Linked DNA regions of Homo sapiens: region 1 is linked to region 2. A link is an interaction called in ENCODE POLR2A ChIA-PET data of the cell type or tissue named here. Cell type or tissue: Panc1. All regions are shown on one strand. Each heading gives the region's core, and the rest is flanking DNA. Links, peaks and the distances in the headings are about the cores only. Region 1 overlaps MAP2K6 (mitogen-activated protein kinase kinase 6). Region 2 holds the start of LOC105371879 (a long non-coding RNA gene).

Region 1 (5,388 bases), core at 209-5,208, 190 kb after region 2:
TAAAAGAATGTTTGCTCTTCACCTAGGGAAATAAAACCTGAATTTCAGAGCCTTCAAAATGAAATTATCCTTCCAGGGGAAGCACATTGCCACCAAATACATCACTCACTACCTGTTCCTGGTGACTACATAGAAGATGTGTTATTTTTCTGAGGTTTAGAAAGTCACTGTTTACAGCTATGCAAATATTGTACTATTACAGATTTTTCTAATGAAGTAGTTTGAAATCAAGGCTTTAGTGGAAGGTAATCTTTTCAGTTTCTGACCCAGATTTCTTTTTCAAGCAAAACTCCTCTGAAAGCCTCTTTGCTATAGAGGTGATGAAGGCACTTGCTAGCCTAAGCAGAAACATAAAGTAAAAAATTTTGTAGTAGGGAATTTTTGTTGGTAAGAAATCAGTATCATCTTGTAACACAAACACGTGTTAATAGAACTTAAAAATACTCAGCCTAATTCCTTGGGACTTTCAGTATCTTGACATCACTTGTATTATCATTTGAACTTGGACATTGAGCCCTTTATTTTTGGGAGTTTACAGTTAAATTTTGGAAGAATTGTGTTGTATTTCTTTCTTAGATGTTGTCAGTATGAACAGAATTTTTTTGTGAACAGTTAATCTTGATGTGCTCCATAGCTTTCTCCAGTTTACACTTTTGCATTTCTGAGATTCAGGGTCTTTTTCAAGGAAGGAGGCTAATGTTTAAGGCCTGGAGGCTGAATTCAGGGAGCGTATTGGCAAGTTTAGGCACTTACTTGTGTCTTAATGTGGGAAACAGAACTTTCTAAGTAATCTCTGGAGTTTGTAGCTTAGACCAGGCCTTCAAAAGTCTTTTCTGTTTTCCTTTGCTACAATTTGCTTGTTATTTCTCTGCCGGTCACAGATGACCTGGACTGACTGAATGCTTTTGTGGTAAGGAACTGATCTGGCCATTTTCATATAACAAAAATCAAAGTCAACAATTTTGTATCAGGCTGCCTAAATGAACCCTATTGTTTCCAGTTCTTAAAAATTTAAGGGCTATCTAAGAAAAGTTTAAGCAAAACCCTCATTCCAAACATGCGACCTTATAATAAGAACTTCCTTTAAAGATGAGCAGCAAGGTTGGGTATCTGATTTCACTAAGTAATATTCTATTGTGGTCAGAAATGGGTAATTTGCATCATTTGGTCACTATCAATATTTGTGTTGGAGTCTGCAAGATATTTCAACAAAGTAAGCCAAACCACTATCTTAGGGGATTGTTGCTGGACTTTGGAATATAAGGCTGAACAGTGATGTGAAGTCATGTTTGGGGGCTGGAAGAAGTGATAAATGCAAAGGTTGGTGCTAAATTAGGAACCCCTTGAAGGAGCAAGCTGATTAAAAAAAAAAGCTGGCAGACAAGTATATCTTTTAATTTATTTGCAGTGTTGCTATATTATAGAGATGATTTCCTATGGGAAAACCCATCAAAAAGCCAAACCTTTATTGTTATTTTTCCTTAAAAATACTGAGCTATAAGAAGATTCAGAGAGTGGCATTAATTTGGGCATCAGAACATTTTCTTTTGTATCCCTAGTGTTATTGATTTGAAAGAGTTACCTTTTCAGACAGATGGCTGAACAAAAGTAAATGATTAACGGGAAATTTGATGGTTGAGAAAAAGGAACGATATGCCTAAAGCATTTTGAGAATATACCCCTCATCCATCAGCCACCTCTGGGTAAAGAAACACAAATACCAAAGCCTGAGCTCCTTAACCTTTTGTTCCAGAGGGCAGACATTTTTAAGAAAGGTGAATGTTAGAGAAGGTTACCTGATGAGCAAGCTTCTTTCCCATAATTCAGAGAACTGTGAATGTACTTAGAAATACACTACAGGTCTTCACCAGATGAACTAGATTTTATAATTTTAAAATATAATACTGAAAGCTAGTTTGAAGTTTCAGAAGCCATGAATTATGGGGAAGGAGTAGTTTTTTATTTTATTTTATTTTTCTGATCTCAAGTTGTTTGTCCTGTTGTATGTTCAATACTTGGGGAGATAAGAGCGAGGTACAGCTGTGGTTTTCAGACCATATTCAGTGGTGCCCCTGAGGGTCTCTTGTGAACAGAAGGGAAAAAGAGTGTGATGAAGGTGAACTCTGCCTATCTGAACCTCTGTCAACCTCCAGTCAGAATATCTGGCTTCTAGTATTGTTCCTTTTAACTGGAAGTCTCTGTGGCCATTAAAAACTTGGGAACGTTGGATTAAATGACCACTTTAGGACTTTAAACAGTCTCAAATATGGGAAATTTTATAGCCAACCACGGCTGTGAGTCCCTGGCTTTTGCCGTACTGAGTATGCTCACAGAGATAGGGAGATAGGTGGCCAGAAGACAGGGTCATTTAATTTTAATTGAGCATAAATCATTTTGAAAGAAAAATGCAAGGAATTGTTGTATGACAGCCATGCATTATAGATCCTTACATGCGACATTTTCCTAAAGTGGTTGAGAATGACCTGATCTTTGTTCACCGTCTCAGTGACAAGGCGTGGAGTGACTGGGCTCTTCATATGCAGTGGAATTTTTGCATCTCTAGGTTTGCAGAGGCAGGAGTTACCGTTTTTGTTCATTGACCTATCAGAAAAAAGCAAATCCTTTGGACAATGTTGACACAGACAGGGGTACGGTCTGAGACTCAAGCTAACAGAGCTACCCCTTGCTGCCTTTTGCAAAGGTGTTGTAGGTGGAGAAGGGTAATGGAAACCTGGTACAGCCTTTAGAAGTTGGAAGCTATGGTGGTGTATCTGTCATGAACTGCACACAAGGGAATGCTTAAACACCAGCTGAGTCATATCAGGTGCCTTGTACACACACATAAAGAGTCTGGTGAATTCTGACAGTGTTCTGTTTGCCACTAGAGCAAATTTAATAGCTGGGGTTTCACAGCAACTGTTTTAGAAAACTATATGTGCCAAAAATTTACATTGGGCAGCAGTTTATAGTGTTCTTGGCCAATCTGCATAAAAGCCACTTGAGGAGGTTTGATTAAGAAAATTGTGTTTATCTCCTGTATTACCTCTGTGTTTGATTTATTCTTTAGTCTCAAATTTATTTTCTGAGTGGACTGATTTTCTATATGAACTGAAATGATGTTTTAATAGAATAATAGGTATTTTTAGAGGAAAAGTATTTTTTTGTGTAATTTGCTTACACAACTAGGACATACTTCCTATGATACTGAATCATCAAATTGAGTCATTTAAAGCTGAAAGAGGTGTTAGGAATGTAGTTTCACATTATTTAAATACATGAACAGTTTTCTATATATTTTGTGAAAATCTTGATGAGACACTAGAATTTCTTTATGGAATTGAACTTTACAAGAATTTTAATAAAAGAGGTGGATTTCTTCAGCTTTCTTTGTGCTTCAGTTTCATAGCTGAAAATGCTGCTTCCGTTTATTAATATGGACTTTGTAAGGAAACACAACAACACGTTTTCTTACCTTCTGTAAATTTTGTGATAGACACATGTTATTTGTATATATGATTGATTGTTTGCCTGTTGCACCCTAAAGTTATTTTCAAACCATGTTTATTGCAAAGAGAGCCTTTGGGCAAGTGGAAAATGCCCTGATGCTAGAATGAGGTAGTTCCATAAGCTAGTTAGGAGCTTGCTACCTCTTCTTGGTACCTGAAATATTCTGAAAGGATATCGGAGAGGTCCTATGCACCCCTGTCTTTCAAAACCCACCTCCAGCACTTCAAAGTAGTGTCTCTGGAGAGTTTAAAATAAAAGAATGAATGCTATTCAGTGGATTCCCTCATTGAGGCTCCCATCTTTCCTGCCAGGTGCAGCTTTTTCTGGTTGGAATCATCTCTTCTTTACGGATTGCCGCATTGTCTCTTTGTGAATGAGGCAGGCTGAACTGTAGAGCATGAAACTCATTAGAAGTTTATAAAGTAAAGACCTGTAAAGCATGTGGGTGGAATGTTTCCATGCTCTTGAGGTGAATATTAAATTTAAATTCTGGCCTTTGGGAACTCTTTGCTTGTGAGCTGAAGAAGGAAAGAAGGAGTTGGGGGTGTATATCTAACTGTGTTTTTCTATATGGAAATATATGAGCATCAAGTGATAACTTCAATAAGGCCTCAGGATTGTATTTAAAATACCTGTTTTGTGGGACAGCATGCCTTTGTTTTCTTTGCCTGTTGGCTTTGGTGGCTCCAAACATTTTCATTTTAGGCTAGCTTTCCTGTCACCCAGGTTGTGTGCATTTTTTTTTTCATTTGAACTATTGTTTATCATTATTAATGATGTTATCTCCAAATCCCAAAGCCAAGGAAATAGCCAGTATGCAGGACTTGCAGTAGATATAAGCATTGGTGTTAACATAGGTTAAGTTTTGTTAGTGTTCCCAGAAATATACTGAATTGAGGGATAATGTAGCTTTAAAGAAATTATGTTTCTTTTTAACATTTGGAGAAGCCACCTGTCCTGGGTCCCTATTCTTGAGAAATTCATCTTTTCATGCAAATAACATTGATGGGGGACAAGACTGGATGATTGACTTCTATCAGTCAGTAGACAAGGAAGTATAATAATTGCCAAAGGTGAGGGTAATTTTGCCTTACAAGTATGTAGGTCATTCTGTGGTGGGATTTCCCATCACATCTAGTAAAAAACAACCTTTTCATTTCCCTCCTTTCTAATCCAAGATCATATTTTTAAAAAGTAGGTTTCTGATGTGCCATGAAATATTTCTGTGAATCTGTGTTTTTGACCAAGGAAACAGCTGAGATATTAAACCATGTGGTTGTTCCACGGTTCATCTGGCTACCGTTCTGGGTCCCCTCTGACCACCTCAAAAAGAAAATGAAATTGGGAGATTAAATCAAGCTTGACCTCCTCTTTTAATGAGGAACTTTCACGTTGACTTCCTATCTCAGGATATTCTTCAGTTTCATACTGCTGAGGAGAAAGGAACAAGCTGCAGACACTGTAACTGGTCTCCAGATGTGTGTATATGCGTGTAAAACTTCACACCGTGTGTGTTGTGTTCAATGTTGTGTCAATCTACAAACTGACTCAAACAACAGTTTAACGATAGAGAAGACAGTGATAATGGCAAAAAAAACACCCAACCACCTTTTTCCGTCAAAGTGCTTGCTATGGCTTTCATAGCTGGGACAAGTAACATTAAGTATTCAGGAGCAAAGTGTTCTTGAAAGAAAATGGTGTGTTGATCTCATAAGAAAATGTACAACCAATAAAAGACATTTTAAAAAGCGTAGTGAGTCTGTACATTAATTGAGTTGTTGGAAACCCTATATTCCAGGAACATGGTATAAAAGGCTCTCCCGGTAAAAGCTTTCCTGGACTATATATTCTTGTTATTCTTTCTCTATGCTTTTCCTATTT
Region 2 (5,388 bases), core at 89-5,088:
GGCAGGCACCTGTAATCCCAGCTACTCGGGAGGCTGAAGCAGGAGAAGCACTTAAACCCTGGAGACTGAGGTTGCGGTAAGCTGAGATCGCTGCCACTGCATTCTAGCCTGGGTGACAGAGCGGGACCCCATCTCAAAAAACAAAATGAAACAAAACAAAAAACCTGTAGCTAGAAGAGAAAACTTGAGATGTTTCTAACACATAGAAATGATAAATACTCAATGTGATGGGTACCCCCAAATACCCTGACTTGATCGTAACACATTTGCTGCAACAAAATATCACATGTACCCTGAAAATATGTAAAATATTATGTATACATTTTAAAAATGTGACTTTGGAGTTGAAACTTGAAGAAGATGAGGAAGCCAGCTGTGTGAATTTCAAGCCAGCCAGCTGTCTTTTCTGGCAGGGAGAATAGTAAGTGCAAAGGCCCTGAGGAGGGTGCATGTCCATTTTGTTCTGAGAACAACAAGCAGGGCAGAGGAAGTGGGAAAGAGTGACTGATGGAAAGAATGAGAATGAGGTCAGAGAGGTAATGAAGTGAGGGCAATACAGGGCTTTGTATCAGACCCCATTAGAGCTGCACCTTACATGCTATCAGCCATCCTTTAACTCCAGCTACTGCTTAGGCAATTAGCAGCACAGATGTAATCCCACAGCACCTCTTCTGATGGCTATTTATCTCTTGCTCCTTCCCCACTGTGGCATGGAACACTTGCATGAACCCCTTAGCCCTGTGCATGCCAGGAATCCTTATGGGGTATGGGAGCAAATGGATAATTACATCCTTCTTCTATCCTTTGCAGGACCATTCTGAGGGAATACAGAGATAGCTTGTTGAGATTCCTCAGAGGGACCCAGCTCCAATTTTGCCCATTGTGGAGGTCAGCTCAATAACACACACTTGGATTTCCTTTCCTTCCTTCCTTGTTTCACTTTTCAAACAGTCTTCATTTGGGGAATCATTTTTAACCATAAACTACCTGCACACAGCCCTATACCAGGCTCTACTTTGGGTGGGGAGGAAACCAGAGCTAAGACAACTAGTAGATCATAGTAAGAACTTTGGCTTTTTTTTTTCTTTTTTTCTTTTCTTTTCTTCTCTTTTCCTTTCCCCTTCCTTCCTTCCTTCCTTCCTTCCTTCCTTCCTTCCTTCCTTCCTTCCTTCCTTCCTTTTCTTTCTTTTCTTTTTGGCAGTGTCTCACTCTGTCACCCAGGCTGGGGTGCAGTGGTGCCATCTGGGCTTACTGCAACCTTCATCTCACGGCTTCAAGAGATTCTCCTGCCTCAGCCTCCCAAGAAGCTGGGATTACAGGAGTGCACCACCACGCCCAGCTAATTTTTGTGTTTTTAGTAGAGGCAGCGTTTCGCCATGTTGGCCAGGCTGGTCTCAAACTCCTGGCCTCAAGTGATTCACCCACCTCGGCCTCCCAAAGTACTGGGATTACAGGTATGAGCCACCATGCCCGGCCAGAACTTCAGCTTTTACTCAAAGTGAGATGGGAGCCACTGGAGAATATTTGAGCAGAGACGTAAGGTGATCTGACTTCTACTTGAAAAGGATCACTCACTCTCACCTGCTGGGTTGAGGACAGACTGCCTTAGAAATGGCACAGTCAGGGGGACAAGTTAAGCTACTGCAATAATCCAAGTAAGAGATGATGATGTCCTGGACTAAGATGGTGGCTGTGGAGGTGGTGATCAAAGTTAACTTCTGAATAAATGTTGAAGGTGGAGCCTATGGATTTGCTCATGAATTGGATGTGGGTTAGTACCATAGACAAAATGTGTTCCCTAGTTTCCAATTCATATGCTGCAACCCTAACCCCCCAGTGTGATGGTATAAGGAGGCAGGGCCTTTGAAAAGTAATTACATCATGATAGTGGAGTCTTCATGAATGGGATTAGTGCTTTTACACAGAACTCTGAAATGGTCAGAGTTCTTTCCTTTTGCCATGTGAGGACACAAGGAGAAGATGGTTGTCTACGAGCCAGAAAGTGGCCCTCACTAGACACAGAATCTGCCAGCACCTCAATCTTGGACTTCCCAACTTTCAGAAGAAATATTAACAAATGTCTATTGTTGAAGCCCTGCAGCCTATGGTATTTTGTTATAGCAGCCTGAGCAGAATAAAACACTCTATATTCTCAAGATCCACTTTGGAATTTTATTTTATTTTATGAAATGAGATAAGATGAAATGAGACAGGGTCTCACTCTGTTGCCCAGGCTGGAGTACAGTGGCACCATCTCACCTCACTGTAGCCTCTGCCTCTCAGATTCAAGCTCCCATCTCAGCCTCCCAAGTAGTTGAGACTACAGGCATGCACCACCACACCCTGCTAAGCTTTTGTTTATTTTGTGGGGCACAAGGTCTCACCATGTTGCCCAGGCTAGTCTTGAACTCCTGAGCTCAAACGATCTGCCCTGGGCCCTCCTCTCCTCAAAATAGTGCTGGGTTTACAGGTGTGAGCCACCACACCCGGCCCACTTTGCAATTTTAATGATAGTTTTTCTTCTCCTACAGACCCAAAGTTTTCAATATAAAATTCAAATTGCGGTGTCTAAAATTCAATTTGGTACTAGAGAGGTCAATCAAAATCACAAGTACAGTGAAAAGGCTTCACAGCAGTCCTTCCTACGTGTATGTTTTCTCCAAATGTAAGATGTACCTGGAAAGAAAATCTCACTATGTTGGAAAAGCCTATGCCCTTGCCAACAGAAATAATTTTTAAGCCAAACATGTATTAGCACAAAAGCAGGCAATCTCTATTCCAAAGGAAGGTTGCAACACTCCTTTTCTTTGTACAACAGATGTGTGCCAGCCTTTAGGTTATAGAATGGTTAAACAATCTTTCTCCCAAACTACTGCTGACGGATCACTGACTAATCAAAGAAGAAATGCTTCCTCCAAGTTAGAGTGATTATTTCACTCTAACTTAAGGGTTATAACTATAGGGACATAGAACAGGTAAGTCCAAAGAACAGAGCTGTATGACTCAGGAGCCTTTGCGTATTTTTCACAATAATAAGTTATGGTATCTATTTATTGTATTACTATATTGGTAATATTGGTATTTATTGTATATATTATTTATTGTATATGTTATTCATTGTATACATTATTATATTGGTAATATTGGTATTTATTATATATTATTTATTATATATAATATACAATTATTGTATACAATATATTGTGTATATTATTGTATATTATATATTGTATATATTTATTGTAGATATTATTATCAGTAGTATTTACTGTATTGTTATATTGGTTATGCTAATCTGAACAAGCAGATCCATGAGTCTGCAATACTTACACACTTGTTAAAGTGTCTGAATGTTAAATGAAGTTGCATTGATTGCCTATATTTGTGTTTCAGCAGCCCAAGTACCTGAGAAAAATGCCTCTTAACTCTAACAAAAATTTTTTACACATAAATCAAATCTGAACATGACATTATTATTTTTTTTTAATTTTTATTGAGACAGAGTCTTGCTCTGTCACCCAGACTGGAGTGCAGTGGCGTGATTTTGGCTCACTGCAACCTCCACCTCCCAGGCTCAAGCAATTCTCATGCCTCAGCCTCCTGAGTAGCTAGGATTACAGGCATGCCTCACCACACTCCACTAAATGACTTAATTTTCAATTTAAATATTGTAGAACTCAGTTTAGCTATCTGTTGGATTAAATGTCAGGCACACTGGCCAGGCGTGGTGGCTGATGCCTGAAATCCCAACACTTTGGGAGGCTGAGGCGGGCGGATCACCTGAGGTCGGGAGTTCTAGACCAGCCTGACCAACATGGAGAAAACCTGTCTCTACTAAAAATACAAAATTAGCTGGGCATGGTAGTGCACGCCTGTAATCCCAGCTACTCAGGAGGCTGAGGCAGGAGAATCACTTGAGCCCGGGAGGCAGAGGTTGCAGTGAGCAGAGTTTGCGCCATTGCACTCCAGTCTGGGCAACAAGAGCGAAACTCCATCTCAAAAAAAAAAATAAATAAGTCAGGCACATCCTTAATTTACTAGATCAGCCTTCACATCTGTAATTGAAGTAATAATCTCTTTGTTAATGTTATCTATAAGGCAAGGGAATACTTTGACTTAATTAAAAAGAAAATGTCTGTGAATGAGTATATCTTCTCAGAAAAAGCTTCCTTGCTTACGCTGCAATCAAATCAAAGAAACACTGAGTTTGTCAGTAAAACCCAATAGAGAACATATTTGTAATTTAAAAATGGTTATAATTGTACAAATGATCATTATGTAATTAAGCAATATGAGTTCAGCACATTTGCCCTGATGGAAAAAAAAATAGCTTTTCTTTTTTTTTTTTTTTTGAGATGGATTCTCACTCTGTCACCCAGGCTGGAGTGCAGTGGCGCAGTCTTGGCTCACTGCAACCTCCGCCTCCCAGGTTCAAGCAGTTCTCCTGCCTCAGCCTCCTGAGTAGCTGGGATTACAGGCGCGTGCCACCACACCCAGCTAATTTTTGTATTTTTAGTAGAGATGGGGTTTCACCATGTTGGCCAGGCTGGTCTTGAACTCCTGACCTCAAGTGATCCTCCAACCTCGACCTCCCAAAGTGCTGGGATTATAGGCTTGAGCCACCGCACCCTGTCAAAAATAAGTTTTCTGATACCAAAACAATCTCTGGTTTTATCCAGCCCTATGACCTTAGGAATTTTCCTAACTGATGTTTGCTTCAGTTTATTCTTATCTTAGATGGGTAATTCATTAAGTGTAAAATATTTAAAGGTAATTTTAATACACAAAGTTTTTAATTTTTTGTTTCTGTTTATTTTGATAATTCTCTAGAAAGCCCGAGTTTCCCTGTTCTTCTCTTAGCCCTGCCAGCAGCCAGCTTTCTGATTTGGGGCAAATTATTTAACCTTGGATACTTTCATCTATAAAATGTGAGGACTGATCTTCATCTATAAATTGTGAAGACTGATTTGTACTATTTGGTTGAAATCTAATTTCTGTGATTATTTGCTTTTTTTATTATTATTTATTTTATGTTTATTTATTTTATTTTTTTGAGACATCTGTCATCCAGGCTGGAGTGCAGTGGCACGATCTCAGCTCACCGCAACCTCCGCCTCCCCAGTTCAAGTGGTCCTCATGCCTCAGCCAGCCTCCCAAGTACCTGGGATTACAGGCATGTGCCACTACGCCCAGCGAATTTTTGTATTTTTTGTAGAGACGAGGTTTCTTCATGTTGGCCTGGCTGGTCTCAAACTCCTAGACTCAAGTGATAACCTGCCTCGGCCTCTCAAAGTCCTGGGATTACAGGTGTGAGCCACCGTGCCTGGCCTATTTGCTTTATTTAAAGATTATCATTTGTTTTCCAAAAATTAAAGATCTTGTATATAT

What was found. Peaks named below come from ENCODE experiments on the same cell type or tissue, not always from the same donor. Only the 100,000 strongest peaks of a DNase experiment are listed, where the experiment ranks them.
Region 1: POLR2A ChIA-PET joins it to region 2 with 12 read pairs; 2 of 35 experiments call an interaction of 5 or more read pairs at or near these places.

What each region holds. Positions count from the first base shown.
Region 1 is chr17:69,548,606-69,553,993 of GRCh38, forward strand. MAP2K6 (mitogen-activated protein kinase kinase 6) reads left to right here. Exons shown (of 12, transcript NM_002758.4): 12 at 1-5,260. Among named protein-coding and RNA genes, the nearest start is that of LINC01483, 43 kb to the right of the region's middle. In Panc1, for the core only: no CTCF peak of the experiment used is centred there; no DNase peak of the experiment used is centred there.
Region 2 is chr17:69,360,831-69,366,218 of GRCh38, forward strand. It overlaps LOC105371879 (a long non-coding RNA gene), which reads right to left and starts at 2,099. Exons shown (of 3, transcript XR_934950.3): 1 at 1,582-2,099. In Panc1, for the core only: no CTCF peak of the experiment used is centred there; no DNase peak of the experiment used is centred there.